2 separate regions of the Homo sapiens genome follow, and region 1 is linked to region 2. The links are chromatin loops, found by intact Hi-C in ENCODE. Cell type or tissue: MCF 10A. All regions are shown on one strand. Each heading gives the region's core, and the rest is flanking DNA. Links, peaks and the distances in the headings are about the cores only. Region 1 has its middle 100 kb from the start of PAK3. Region 2 overlaps RTL9 (retrotransposon Gag like 9).

Region 1 (2,925 bases), core at 260-2,759, 540 kb before region 2:
CATGAAAAAGGAGGAGCTTATTCAGGGACCAGCAAGTGTCCTGCTTGGTCAGGGCTGAGGGTGTATAACAAGGAATTGTGGCCCAATGGCAAGGCAGTTCTCCTTCTCCTTTCTGCCCCTAACCACTTCACATGTGCCAAACAGGGGTTGCAGCCTCCTATCAAGACTGTCTGTCCCTCAAGGCTTGATCTTGGGGTGCCTTGATCCTCTAAAAGCCCCTGGCAGCTCAAAAAGCCTTAAACACACTCGAAAGTAGGGCAAGTATAGATTTTCAAACTCAAACCATGATGAGTAGTAATTTGGCCCCCTCATTAGTTCTTAGGCGGAAGCAGCCCTTTGGCATTTAGGACATTGACAACAATATCTGAGAAGGACAAGAGGATGGGAAATACAGAGAAGGCAACAACCAGCATCTAGCACAACATCTCATCGAGTCAGCAAAGACAATTCAACATGTAATACTGCTTGTAACGGCAAAAATTGCCAATGATCTAAATGCCCATCAATATGAGATTGATGAGATAAATTATGAAACATCCAAAGAAAAGAACACTATATCATTGTTTAAAAGAAGGAGCTAAAACTGTACTTTCTGAGAAGGACAGACGTTTCCAAAGGATTGTAAGTGAAAAGAGCAGGTCATGTAACAGTCTCTATATCATGATCCCAGTAAAACCATAGATCTGTGTTTATATATGCATAAAACTGTCAACCATAGTTATCTAGTACAGTGTCGGTGCACAGAATTACAGAGGAAATTTCCCTTTGTATTTTGTATACTTATGTATGCTGTTGACCTTTACAACAAGCCAATATCACCTTATAATTGGAAAAAACAATACTAGAATTTCCATTTTGCAAAACAAAAACATCCTATCTTAGATCACCTTCATCCATGCTATCTTTTGCATTGACAACATATCTTGGATTTAGCCATGCATTTGAATTTGTCTCAGAATTTTCTCATGAATGAACTAAAGCAAGATAGTAACATATTGATCAAGTTATAATACAGTCAAATGGATTGGCAATCCAGCAGAAGTTCTCCAGAGAAGGGCCACAAGACTTTTTCATTTTTATTAATAACTTAGGTGATACAGAAAATGTACTTACTGTGTTTTAAGATGACTCAAACCTGGCAGGGATGTCGGAATATGTTGAAGAACAAAATTGAGATTCAAAATAAGCTCAGACGGGTTGGAATACTGGGCTAAAATTTAAATGGTGAAATATAAATGAGATAAAGAAAAAAAATCATCAATTCAAATTTTAAAAGTCCATTTTGTGAGGCCAAAATAGGGGAAGTGTGGCTTCACAGCAACTCACATCAAACAAATAAACAAACTAAAAAAGATCAAGGGGCTTGAATTGACCCACAAGCACAATTCGAGCCAACAGTTTAATGTACCTAAATTATTTAGTCGCTAAAAACAGAGCACAATTTTAGATTGCATAATCAAAGTACAGTTTCTAGATCCTAGAATATAATCATTGCACTGTAACCTCCTCTGTTCACTCCTGCCGTCTCCTGTTCAATTTTAGACATCACATTTTAAGAGAGTCACTAAGAAAGTGGAAAACCTCCAGAAGAGGGTTGCAAGATTGACAAAAGAAAACCATTCTATAATAGGAGTTACTCTTGAAGGTAGAAGAGACAATAGGGCCTGTAAAGGAGAAACGTTGGGGGATATATAAGATATCCACCTGCCTTCAAATCTCAAGTATTTTCCTGCGGAAGGTATGCACTTATTCTGGGTTGCTCAGGTGATAGAACCAGGACTACTGCCACCCGGTGGTGAAAAGGAGGCAGATTTTCAGTAAACCCATCAAAAGGCTTTCCGACCTTGAGAAGGTCCTGCAAGAAGAGGCTGAGCAAGCTGATAAGGCAGTGACGGTTTTAGTCGAGGCGGAATGAACAGATGCCCGGTGGCAGAATTGCACTGAGTCCCTTTCAGCTCTAAGAGATTACATCTTTTTCCCCTATTCTCCGTGCCATCAATTCCTCTCTGTGTCGCCCTCAGGATCAATAAGTCCACTCTCTGCAGTCTACAGAGTGGTAAGGAGAGTTCTGAGGGAATGGTGGAGTTGCTGCCTCTTGTTTATTATTGCCCAGGATCTATGGGGTCAAAACCCACTGCTTATAGGAGTGCCAAATAGCTCATATAAGTTGGGTCATGTCCTTCACTGAACAAGCTCCTCCGTGGCTTTCCATCTCACTCCCTGGAAATGGCAGTCAATGCCCTTAACAAACTTGTCTCTGTGACCTCTCTGACCTCCCATCCCAATACTCTTCCCTTCATTCACTCCATTGCTGCAACATGGGCTTCTTGGCAGTTTCATAAATGCCAGATATCCTCCTGATTCAAAGACCTTGCTCTTCCTGTTCTCTCTGCTCCCAATGCTCTTCCCTGAGATACCTACATGACCTACTCCCTCACCTCCTTTAGGGCTGGATTCAAAAGATTACCTTCTTGGTGAGGCCTACCCTGACCACCCTCTAAAATTATAGGCTCTGCAGGGTTCACTCTCCAACCCTCCCTCACCACTCCTGACCATTTTACAACTCCTTATCACCCCATCTGAAGATATTTTCCATAGTACTTAATATCACATAACACAATATTTTATATTTATTATTTTGTTTTCCATACTACCTCTATTGGGCTATAAATTCCTTAAATACAGGAATAATGCCTGTCCTGTGTGTTTTTTTTTCTTGTCATATCTCAGCTTCTGGAACACTGGCTAGCACACAGTAGTTACTTATTAAGTGTTTAACGAAATGCCTGCTGCATCCCAAATCCATGCCATCTCCTGCAGTCTTGATTTTCTCAACAAAAGAAATTTTAAATTTAAGAACCAAATCCAAAAATAATAACAAGATGTGTCTTAGTAGTAAGATTTGGCATGATTGCCTATTTTTCT
Region 2 (2,872 bases), core at 1-2,500:
TAGCACTTTGGACATTGCTTCGGTGTCTTCATCTGTAATTTGCAATGGGGACATTGCCTCAGAGCTGGGAGCTGGCACTGGCTGTGTAGACATCACTCCAGGATTCATATCTTGCATTAGAATTGGGGATAACTCTCCAGAATCTGGGGCTAGCATTAATGGTGTGGACATTGCCTCAGAGGATGAAGTGCTCATTATAGGTGTACACACCACTCCAGAGGATGGAGCTGGCATTGCCAATGGTGATATCTCTGCAGAATCTGGTGCTACCATTAGCGTTGCGGACATCGTTCCAAAATCAGGAATTGTCATCATCCCTGGGGACATTACCCCATACTCTGAAGTGGACAGCAATGGGGACAATGTTCCAGAATCTAAGGCTGGCATTAGCAATGGGGACAGTGCCCCAGAGTCTGAGGCTGGCATTAGCAATGGGGAAAGTGCCCCAGAGTCTGAGGCTGGCATTAGGGGTGGGGACAATGCTCCAGAGTTTGGTACTCCCATTAGAGGTGCAGACATGGTGTCAAAGACTGGAGATGTCATCAACTGTGTGGATGTCCCTCCAGGGTCTGAGGCTGAAGTTGAGACTATAGGCAACTGTACATGAGAATGCAGAATCTGTACGTCTGCTCTGGTCTCTGTCATTGGTCTACAGAAGGCCATCTGCTTGTTTTGGGGCTCAACATTTTCCTCCCTCATTGTATTGTTGAATCGCAGTGAATGTAAGGGTATTGACATATCTGCCACAGCCACAGGATAGTGTGGAGGGAGCCCAGGAGGCAAGAAAATCTGTAAACAAGAAACAAGTTTAGAGGTCAAAAGCCAGTATCAAGAAGATTTGGAAACAGACAAATTGTTCATGGTGGAGACCTGTTTTTATGCGTTGTCAGGTATATGGCATTGAAGGTGAGGCTATCAGATTAAAGAAGCTGTGAAGCAATGAACAACTTTGGAGCTGGAGCAAATGTCCCTTCTGCCTCTATCCTTTTCAAACCAACCCAGCCTCTCAGTTTGTAAATGCTATAAACGCCAGCAGCCTCCGCAGCCAGGAGCCTGGGCAGTCCTGACTCAAATAAAGCAGCAGCACCACCTTCTGGCCAAATGTGAGAAATGCGGATTCCTGGCCTGTATTCTATCCCACGGCAGTACTCACAAGCCAGCCAAGGTACTGGCAAGCCTGAATGGGAAAGTCCTTTGCCCCAGGATAATTATTAGTTCCTGGGGCTCATTGAATTCTGCCAGTGGTTTAATCCTCATTTTACTACTCTGATGGCCCTGAATGTTCTCAGGAAAAGGGAGACATTTATCTAATCAATGACTGAGAGCAACATTCCATGAACTGAAAATTCTGCTTATTATTTTCATTATTCTTATTAATAACAGCAACCACCACCCCATTACTACTATTTATTTATTGCTTCACGTAGTATGTGCCAGGCACTGTACTTTAGACAACTGTCACAACTTCCTATAACGTGAGGGCCTTTGTAAGCATTATCCCATTTGGGTCTTACAATCTCCTGGGCAATAGATATTATTATCCCCATTTTACAAGCTTTCTCAGATTAGCCAGGGTCAAGGCTAAAATAGGGTCACTGCAACAGTAACAAACTGTATAGCATTGACTCTGACCCCCTCCTGGGGGTTGCCTAGTGTTTGGCATCCCTGAGCTTGCATTCAATTATTTCTCTGACATCCCAGATCATGGGTCACTTAAAGCCCAGTGTCTGGCATGTCCAAGTTTCAAGTTTCTCTGATGCCATGGGGGTGGGCAATCCAGAGCCTCACCCCTCCAGCCTGCTCCAATAAGCAGCCCAGAAGGGGCTTTTGGACACACGGCTTGGAAGCCAATGCAAATATTACACAATGTTGACATGTCCCCACAGCCTGCCCATGCCAAAAGCAGAAAACTTGCTACTTTGGGACAATGTCACAAAAGTCATCAACCTCATGGAATTGTGATTCCATAATAATGAGAAAACCTGCAACAGAAACGCTAACAGTGAACATTTCTTTAGCATGCACTGACTGGCAAACACTCTGCTAGGCACTTTACATGTATCATCTCATGTGGTTCCCATAGCAACACTAAGAGATTTCGGTTGTACTCTTCCTTTATCTTACAAATGAGAAAATTCAGACCCAGAGAAGCTTAATAGTTTGCCTGCAGTCACATAGATTCCTGGGTCCATCCAGTTCCAGAGCCCCCTACTCTTCACCAAGGTGCTATAAAGATCCACCTCTCCCCCTTACTCAGTCACACTACCGAGACCCCTGCCTCTGTCTCCAGCCTGGACAACCCCAAGATGGGTTGTCATAAAAGAAATGCTGGCCTCCTGCTGACACCCTGGTTATTGTAATAATTGTAATAATTGGTGCAATGGGAAAGATGAGTCAAAAAAGCAGCCATAGACCTCCACCTCCCATCTTCAGAAAAATATCTGAACATGCCACAGTTTCCCACCAGGCAAAACCCAGAAAGATCTTACCTTGCCAGTGACGGAGAAGAGGGAGAGAGTATCCTTTGCGCCCCTAGCTCTTTCACTCTGGCCAATTAACTTATACCTCGTGCCCAGCCAGTTCATTAAAGTAAGACCCAGTACCAACAGCTGTTCTCTGCAATCTCCCTTTGCTATCCCCTGCCACGCCCCCCTGCCCGCCAGCCAGCCTGCCCGCCCACCCGCCCCACTGCTCCTGACTTGCTACTGCTTGCTCTGTCTCTCTGGTCCCAGATTCCTGCCTCTATATAGGCTCTGACATTTGCCTCTGGCCGCCTTTCACTTGACAGTCCTCCAGAAGCTCCGCCTTAGCACTTGGCCTATGCAACTCCACCCCTCTTCCCTGTCGCCCCCAACAGTCCCACCAGCCTATG

The links. Hi-C counts contacts between places; a loop is a spot of excess contacts. Peaks named below come from ENCODE experiments on the same cell type or tissue, not always from the same donor. Only the 100,000 strongest peaks of a DNase experiment are listed, where the experiment ranks them.
Region 1: a loop joins it to region 2, with 5 times the contacts of the local background. A loop is called at or near these places in 2 of 110 quality-filtered maps.

Annotation. Positions count from the first base shown.
Region 1 is chrX:110,991,671-110,994,595 of GRCh38, reverse strand. It overlaps a transcript of PAK3 not described here. Among named protein-coding and RNA genes, the nearest start is that of PAK3, 100 kb to the left of the region's middle. In MCF 10A, for the core only: a CTCF peak has its summit at 1,785 (motif pointing left); no DNase peak of the experiment used is centred there.
Region 2 is chrX:110,448,484-110,451,355 of GRCh38, reverse strand. RTL9 (retrotransposon Gag like 9) reads right to left here. Exons shown (of 4, transcript NM_001385449.1): 3 at 1-789. The coding sequence starts at 738. Among named protein-coding and RNA genes, the nearest start is that of CRIPTO3, 71 kb to the left of the region's middle. In MCF 10A, for the core only: a CTCF peak has its summit at 1,075 (motif pointing left); a DNase peak (open chromatin) is centred at 1,085.